Linked DNA regions of Homo sapiens: region 2 is linked to region 1. Evidence: chromatin contacts called from ENCODE Hi-C or POLR2A ChIA-PET data. All regions are on one chromosome and are shown on one strand. Each heading gives the region's core, a stretch centred on a gene start or an enhancer-like site at or near the end of the contact. The rest is flanking DNA. Distances are from core to core; before and after follow the strand shown. Region 1 overlaps CFD (complement factor D). Region 2 overlaps SBNO2 (strawberry notch homolog 2).

Evidence for each region. A loop is a pair of places that touch in the nucleus more often than their neighbours do. ChIA-PET counts read pairs that join two places held with the same protein, here RNA polymerase II (POLR2A). Pooled maps may share reads with other maps.
Region 2: a loop to region 1 is called in a pooled map, with 2.9 times the contacts of the local background. The contact joins two enhancer-like sites. A Hi-C loop is called at or near these places in 1 of 37 single-sample maps with no recorded cell type and 5 of 50 pooled maps. POLR2A ChIA-PET finds 5 or more read pairs at or near these places in 6 of 52 experiments (GM12878, HEK293, HEK293T and 3 more).

Annotation. Positions count from the first base shown.
Region 1 is chr19:862,746-865,245 of GRCh38, forward strand. It overlaps CFD (complement factor D), which reads left to right. Exons shown (of 5, transcript NM_001928.4): 5 at 347-896. The coding sequence ends at 493. Among named protein-coding and RNA genes, the nearest start is that of CFD, 4.3 kb to the left of the region's middle. Within about 2 kb of position 1,251, at least 8 of the 41 ENCODE cell types and tissues checked have a DNase peak (open chromatin) inside an H3K27ac peak, as active enhancers do.
Region 2 is chr19:1,121,332-1,126,596 of GRCh38, forward strand. It overlaps SBNO2 (strawberry notch homolog 2), which reads right to left. Exons shown (of 32, transcript NM_014963.3): 6 at 2,611-2,691; 7 at 2,203-2,308; 8 at 1,563-1,714; 9 at 1,327-1,460; 10 at 1,137-1,227; 11 at 808-951. Among named protein-coding and RNA genes, the nearest start is that of GPX4, 20 kb to the left of the region's middle. RefSeq lists an enhancer at 1,008-1,511. Within about 2 kb of position 1,905, at least 5 of the 41 ENCODE cell types and tissues checked have a DNase peak (open chromatin) inside an H3K27ac peak, as active enhancers do.

The DNA of each region.
Region 1 (2,500 bases), core at 1-2,500:
CAGAAGTGGGATCCACGGCAAGTCAAAGCTTGGAAGAGCAGGAATGAGGTGTGGGACCCCCATACTGGAAAGGGCTTGGAGCGGGGTGGGGTCGGGGGAACACGTGGTGAGGTTGAGGCCAGAGGGGGTGTGGCCAGGAGCTGGGGGCGGGCCTAGAGGGGCGTGGCTTGTGGTTGTGGCCTAGGCGATAGGCGTGGCGCGGGGCTATTGACTAGTGAAGACCAAATTAACACGGGAGGGATGAGCGAGCATTGTGGGGCGGGAGCGGCAGCCAGGTGAGGGGGTCTAACACGTGAGGCCGGGGTGGGCGCGGGCCGCCCCTCACGGCCCCGTCCTGTTCCGGCAGGGTGACTCCGGGGGCCCGCTGGTGTGCGGGGGCGTGCTCGAGGGCGTGGTCACCTCGGGCTCGCGCGTTTGCGGCAACCGCAAGAAGCCCGGGATCTACACCCGCGTGGCGAGCTATGCGGCCTGGATCGACAGCGTCCTGGCCTAGGGTGCCGGGGCCTGAAGGTCAGGGTCACCCAAGCAACAAAGTCCCGAGCAATGAAGTCATCCACTCCTGCATCTGGTTGGTCTTTATTGAGCACCTACTATATGCAGAAGGGGAGGCCGAGGTGGGAGGATCATTGGATCTCAGGAGTTCGAGATCAGCATGGGCCACGTAGCGCGACTCCATCTCTACAAATAAATAAAAAATTAGCTGGGCAATTGGCGGGCATGGAGGTGGGTGCTTGTAGTTCCAGCTACTCAGGAGGCTGAGGTGGGAGGATGACTTGAACGCAGGAGGCTGAGGCTGCAGTGAGTTGTGATTGCACCACTGCCCTCCAGCCTGGGCAACAGAGTGAAACCTTGTCTCTCTCTACAAAAAAAAAAAAAAAATTCTGCGTGGTGGCTCACGCCTGTAATCCCAGCACTTTGGGAGGCCGAGGCGGGCGGATCATTTGAGGTCAGGAGTTCCTGATCAGCCTGACCAACATGGTGAAACCCCGTGTCTACTAAAAATACAAAAAAAAATTAGCTGAGCGTGGTGGTGGGCACCTGTAGCCCCAGCTACTCAGGAGGCTGAGGCAGGAGGATAGCTTGAACCCGGGAGGCGGAGGTTGCAGTGAGCTGAGATCGCACCACTGTACTCCGACCTGGGTGACAGAGCGAGACTCTGTCTCAAAACAAAAACAGAAACATTAAAAAAAGAGGAACGCGGGAAGCTACAGATAAAAGCGCAAGAACGGAGAATACAGCGAAGTTCCGGGTCCAGCGCTTCCGTGGGGCTGACGCGGCCACACGGCGGCGCCCTTGCCACACACACACACACACACGCGCGAAGGCCCGCCAGGCATGGGTGTCCCCTCCTGGTCTGGCTCATACCGTTTCCCTTTGCTTACCAAGGGGAATGTGAGCGTCTTCTGTGTGCAAGGCTGTGGGCTGAGACTCAGGTGCACAGAAACCCTTCGAGGCCGTGTTCCTATGACCCATATCCCATAAGGGGAAACTGAGGCTCACAGGGACTGTGCGACTCTCCTGACCTTACACAGAAGCTCCAGGACACAGCCTGGACTGGAGCCCAGAGCCACGGAGCCTGCCTTCACAAACCACCCTGGGTGCGGCCAGACCCACACCAGGACGACGAGCAGCGGCACCTGCTTGCTGGAGGCCCTGGACCTCAGGTCACCCTTCTTGGCAAGGCCAGGGAGGACACCTGAGGCCCTGTGCCCTTTCTCCCACCTGGTGGAGGGGCAGCCAGGCGCTATCGTAGAAAAAGACTGATGGGCCAGGCGCGGTGGCTCATGCCTGTAATCCCAGCACTTTGGGAGGCCGAGGCGGGCAGATCACAAGGTCAGGAGATTGAGACCATCCTGGCCAACACGGTGAAATCCCATCTCCACTAAAAATACAAAAAAATTAGCCGGGCGTGGTGGCGGATGCCTGTAGTCCCAGCTACTTGGGAGGCTGAGGCAGGAGAATAGCTTGAATCCAGGAGGTGAAGCTTGCAGTGAGCCGAGATAGCACCACTGCATTTCAACCTGGGCAACAGAAGGAGACTCCATCTCAAAAAGAAAGAAAAAAAAAAAAAAGAGAAAAGAAAAAGTGACTGATGGGCCGGGTGCCGGTGGCTCACGCCTGTCATCCCAGCACTTTGGGAGGCTGAGGCGGGCAGATCATGAGGTCAGGAGATCGAGACCATCCTGGCTAACACGGTGAAACCCCGTCTCTACTAAAAATACAAAAAATTAGCCGGGCGTGGTGGCAGGCACCTGTAGTCCCAGCTGCTCGGGACGCTGAGGCAGAATGGCGTGAACCCGGGAGGTGGAGGTTGCAGTGAGTGGAGATCACACCACTACACTGCAGCCTGGGTGACAGAGCGAGATTCCATCTCAAAAAAAAAAAAAAGACTGATGATCTGAGAGGCAGGTCCGCTGGGAAAAGGGGGGATGGATTGATGAACACTGTGCTTGGGTGTTTTTGGGGCTATGGAACACTCACCTAGGAATCACACTGACGT
Region 2 (5,265 bases), core at 655-3,154, 260 kb after region 1:
TTCGTAGATTGTTGCACATAGATTGTTCAGCCGGGTGCGAAGACACCAGCAGTCTCCCGTTCTGTTTCTGGCCAGTCTGAATGTTCTGTGTCTCGGCGTTAACTGAACAGCAAAGCCATGGCCATGTCCTGTGCATGAAGTGGATGCTGCAGGCCAACGTCCCTCCCTTATCTGAGCCTGTGCTCCCAACACCCCAACACCCAAGGTGCACCCTGCAGGGCCGAGCACCAGGGCTGAGCCTGGCCAAGGGGTGCCCTGCCGTGCCTTTGCTGCTAACTGTCCTGGGTCTCCTGTGGGGGAGCCCCTCCGAACCGCAGCCTGCCGACGAGAGCCCTGGGATGCTGGGGAGTGAACTGTGCCCACCACACTATCAGCTGGGGTTGGCACCTTCCTGACTTGGGGAGCAGCTCAGTGGCCACCCTCTGCCCACGGCATCATGGCAAACATCAGGACCACATCTATGGTCACTCATCCCACTTATCAGAACCAAGAAACCAAGCCGGAGCCCTGTGGTGAATGATGATGGTCACTTGTGTGGTACCCACAGGGCCAGCCTCCCAGGACCAGAAAAGTCTTCTATCCGGAGTCCTAAACCCTGAGCAAAGCTGGGGGCTGGGTGGCCACATCCAGGGTAGTGAGCTCCAGTGGCCTCCAGCCCTTCCCCAGCCCCACCCCTCCGCTCCTACCCTCTCCCATCCTGCCCTCCTCTCCCCTGACTCCCACCCCTCCTCTCCCACTCCTCCATCCTCCTTTTCCCTCCGACCCCCTAATCCAGCCCTCCCCTCCCGATTGCCCCCAGCAGGATACGACGCCCTCGAAGGCCTCCCCACACCAGTCCAGGATCTGCCGGAGGCGAGTGCGGTGCTGGCCGCCGGCCTGGCTCTCCCCAATCAGGGCGGAGTAGGTGGCGAAGAGGACGCCCTCTGAGGTAGTGGTGTCACCGTACTTGATCTGGGGATGCACAGAACAGGTGTGGAATGGGGCCCCGGCTCAGCAGGCTCTGGACCTGGGTCTCCCTATCTGTAAGGGTGCTGGGCAGAGCCTGCCCTGGCTGCTGGCCCACCCAGCTGAGCAGCCCCCACTTTGCAGGGCACGGTCCCCACCTTGCCCCCTACTTTGCCGAGCACAGCCCCTACCTTGCTGAGCGCGTGCACCGCGATGCCCGTGGCTTCGATGTCCCGCAGGTCGCGCTCCGCATCGTACTTGAGGTCGTTGGAGACGCTGAACCTGCGGGGTGGGGGCGTCAGGCGCGCCCACCCTTCCCCCTCGCCCCCCGCTTCCGCCCCCCACCCCCGCTCCCGCCCCCTGCCCCAGGCAGGGCCTCACCACAATGCTTTCTTCCGGCCGCGCAGGTGGTTCTCCAGGATGACTCCGGCCACCGTCCGGCCTTTGCCCACGCCGGCCCCATCGCCGATGAGAAAGCCCGCGCGCTGCCCGCTGGGGAGCAGGACCTCGTGTTGCTGTTGCCGGAGAGCAGGCGTCAGGGCCTGGGGGTGCTGGCCCGGCCCCTCCCCAGGGGCCTCGCGGACACAGGCTGGGCTGGGTTGGGGACATGCGGTCACCTGGCAGGCGTAGGTGATGGCCTCTAGCTGCAGGGCAGACAGGGCCCCGCTGTCCGAGGGCAGGGCCAGGGTGTAGGTGATGTCTGGGGGTGGGACGCTGGACAGTGTGCTGGTCTCCACCACGCGGTCTGGGTGCTGCTTCCCGATCTTGGCTGGAGGAGCAAGGACGGAGGGCAAGGTAAAGGGTATGGCCAAGGGGTGACCAGGGCCGGTTATGGCACGCTGGGCGGGTCTGGGGCGTGGCCAGAGCTGGCGGGGCAGTTTGGGGGCGTGGCCAGGTCCCGTTGGGCGGGTCATGGGCGTGGCCAGGAATGCCTGGGTGGAGGAGTGGTCAGGGCTGGCCGGGTCGGGGGTGTGGCCGCGGCCTGCTGGGTTGGTTGGGGGCGTGGCCAGCGGCTTGCAGGAGGGGCAAATGCATAAAAATCCTCCCAGTGCCTCTGAGGTTCCTTTCCACTTCTCCCCTCTGCGAACCCCGGTTTTGTATAAGCCTGGATTGTAGAACCTGTCCCCGGGCTCTCCGGCCCTCCCTGAAGCTTCACATTCCCTCTGTGGGCTGTGCGGGCGGTGGTCACCTGCAGGGTCTCGGTCCCACAAAAGGGTTTGAACCTGTCCCAGGGCTGGGTGCAGCCGGGCCACTCACACTTGGACGGCACGTAGTCGGCGTAGGTCTCTGTGTGCCCCAGCTCCTCCGCCTCCTCCTCCTCAGCCTCGTCCTCCTCCTCTGGCTGGCTCTGCACACTCTGCTCCTGCGTGCGTGGCGGGAGCTCAGCGGAGACTGCAGGCCTGAGCGGCCGCGGGCACTGGGCTCCCCCAGGGGCAGGGGCCAGGCTGACCATGGGCAGCTGAGTGACCCAGGGGTGGGAGACGGCTCTGTCTGCCCCTGCAGCAAGGTGCTCCCCCAGGGCCTCCATCTCCTCAGCTATAAAATGGGCACTCCCAGCTTCTAGGCCAGCCAAGCGCTCCCCACAATGGAGATGCCTGTGCTGAGCCCTCTCCTTAGGTCCCATGAGAGGGCAGGGGAGGGAGCTCTCGGCTGGGCCCAGCTCACCTGGTAGCTGACGAGAAGCGGGGTGCTGTGGGAGGGCAGAAAGTCCTCGAAGCCTGCAAACGGCCTGCTGAGCTGGAACAGCTGGAAGGGGAGCAGGATGTCAGCCCGGGCCAGACGGGACAGGTCACAGCTGGTGGGCCCTCGCAGCCTGGCCACCAGAGGGAGGCTCCCCACTGCCCCGTCCTCGCCTCCCCATCCTCGCTCCCCAGGGCCCTGGGTCTTGCTCTCCTGCTGTTCTCAGGGTGACCCTGGTGCCTCCCAAGCCTCCCCAGTGGGCACCTCCCTGGGGCCTAAGGCTCGCTCCTCCTGGCCAGCACCTGGCTGCCTTCTCACTGATGGCCAGTGTGCCTGCCTGGAGTGCCCGGGAGGAAGGTGCCCGGCTAGTTCTGACAGACAACACAGCTTGGTCCCGCGGGAGCTGCCAGGAAGGCTGTGGACAGGGGTCTGACAGGAGAGACCCACTGTGTGCCAGCCCCATGCAGTGCAGGAGGCCCTCGGGGGCCTGGGAGACAAGGGGTTGGGAGCTCCCTGTCGAGGGGGAAGAGGAGACAGAGGCAGTGGGGGCGGGCGGGCCTGGGCCTTGTCCCTCACCCGATGGCTCCCAGCACACAGGGTGGGTGGCCCAGGGCAGCCCTGCACTCTCCAAGAACCCCCGTGGGTGCAGTCCCTGAGGCCCCTCGAGGGCAGCACCTCCTCTGTGAGAGATGGGGCAAGGATGCCTGCCACTGTAGTGACCAGAGAACACATCCCACTGCGGCCCCACCCTGGGGAGAAGGACTGCCCGGAGCCTCATGCAGATTCACCAGGGTGGGCAGTGACACTGTCCTCGGGGAGCTGACCCCAGGCCTTGGCAGACAGGTGTGCTGGGCCTCTGGATGAGTCTGTGGCCCACCCAGGGGTCTCCGAACTGACTGGGCGTGTAAAGCCTGTGAACGGGTGGGTCGGGGGGTGGTGTGGCCCGTCGTCATGCCCACTGTCCAGACGCCAACACTGAGACAGTGTGGACCCCGGGACGGATGGCTGGGGGATGGTAGGGTCCAAACTAGGGTCTGTGTGATTCTGGAATATATCCACTCTTAAAAAGCAAAAATCCTAACAGTAATACGAGCCATAAAAAACGTAAGCATGGTCAGGGTACAGTGGCTCACACCCGTAAATCCCAGCACTTTGGGAGGCCAAGGCCTCCCAGAGTGGAGGTCAGGATTTCGAGACCAGCCTGGCCAGCATGCTGAAACCCCGTCTCTACTAAAGATACAAAAAAAAAAAAATTAGCCAGGTGTGGTGGTGGGCGCCTGTAATCTCAGCTGATCAGGAGGCTGAGGCAGGAGAATCGCTTAAACCCAGGAGGCAGAGGTTGCAGTGAGCTGAGATCACGCCATTGTACTCCAGCCTGGGTGACAGGGCGAGACTCCATCTCAAAAAAAAAAAAAAAAAAAAAGTGAGCGTGGGCCGGGCATGGTGGCTCACGCCTGTAATCCCAGCACTTCGGGAGGCCAAGATAGGTGGATCACCTGAGGTTGGGAGTTCAAGACCAGCCTGACCAAAATGGATAAACCCCATCTCTACTAAAAATACAAAATTAGCCAGGCACGATGGTACATGCCTGTAATCTCAGCTACTAGGGAGGCTGAGGAGGCAGGAGAATCTCTTGAACCTGGGAGGTGGAGGGTGCAGTGAGCTGAGATCGCACCACTGCACTCCAGCCTGGGCGACAAGAGCGAGAGACTCTGTCTTAAAAAAAGAAAAAAAAAAGTGTGAAGAATTGGAAAGGGGAGAATCCCGCCGGGTGCGTGGCTCAGGCCTGTGGGAGGCAGAGGCAGAACGGGCGAGATCTTTTGGGGCCAGGGTTCCAGACCAGCCTGGACAACATGATAAAATCCTATCTCTACAAAAAATACAAAAATTAGCCAGGCGTGGTGTCGTGTGTCTATGGACCCAGCTACTCGAGAGGCTGAGGCAGGAGGATCGCTTTAACCCAGAAGGTCGAGGCTGAAATGGGCTGAGGTTGCGCCACCACACTCCAGCCTGGGCGACAGAGTGAGATCCCGTCTCAAAATAAATAAGTAAATAAATAAATAAGAGCATCTCTTCTAGACCCGGTCCCCCCCTTGAACTCCAACGTCCTGAGACGGGTGAGGTTTCCGCCCAAGCCTGCCTGAGCCCGGGCCGGGTTCTCGGCAGTGTGTGGGAGCCACCAGGCTAGTGATGCTAATGAACTGAGTCCACAGCTTCTGCATTTTCTAACACTAGGAACACTCCTGAGGGTTTTTAAAGAAAGTGGAAGCGTGGCACAGGAAGGTTAGAAACCTATACTCAGTTGCCCTCTCCTTTTTTTTTTAAGTTAACAAAACACAAAAAAACAGACGCCACGCAGGTTCCTGGAAGGCTGAGTCACCATTCCCGGTGGGGCTGGCGGGCATTGGGTTTCAGATGCCCTCGTGCCGGCCACAGCAGGCCGGTCAGGCCCTGGCTTCTTTCCTCACGCCCTGCTGAGGACCTGGGAGCTAGCTGGGAGGGCACGGGCCCCGGGCTGGGTGAAATGCTCTGCTGGGCCCTTGTGCCAGAGGGACCAAGCCTGAGCCGCCCACCATGGCTGCGGGGTGCCCTGATGCTTCCTGAGCCGCCCACCGTGAGCCACCCACCGTGGCTGCGGGG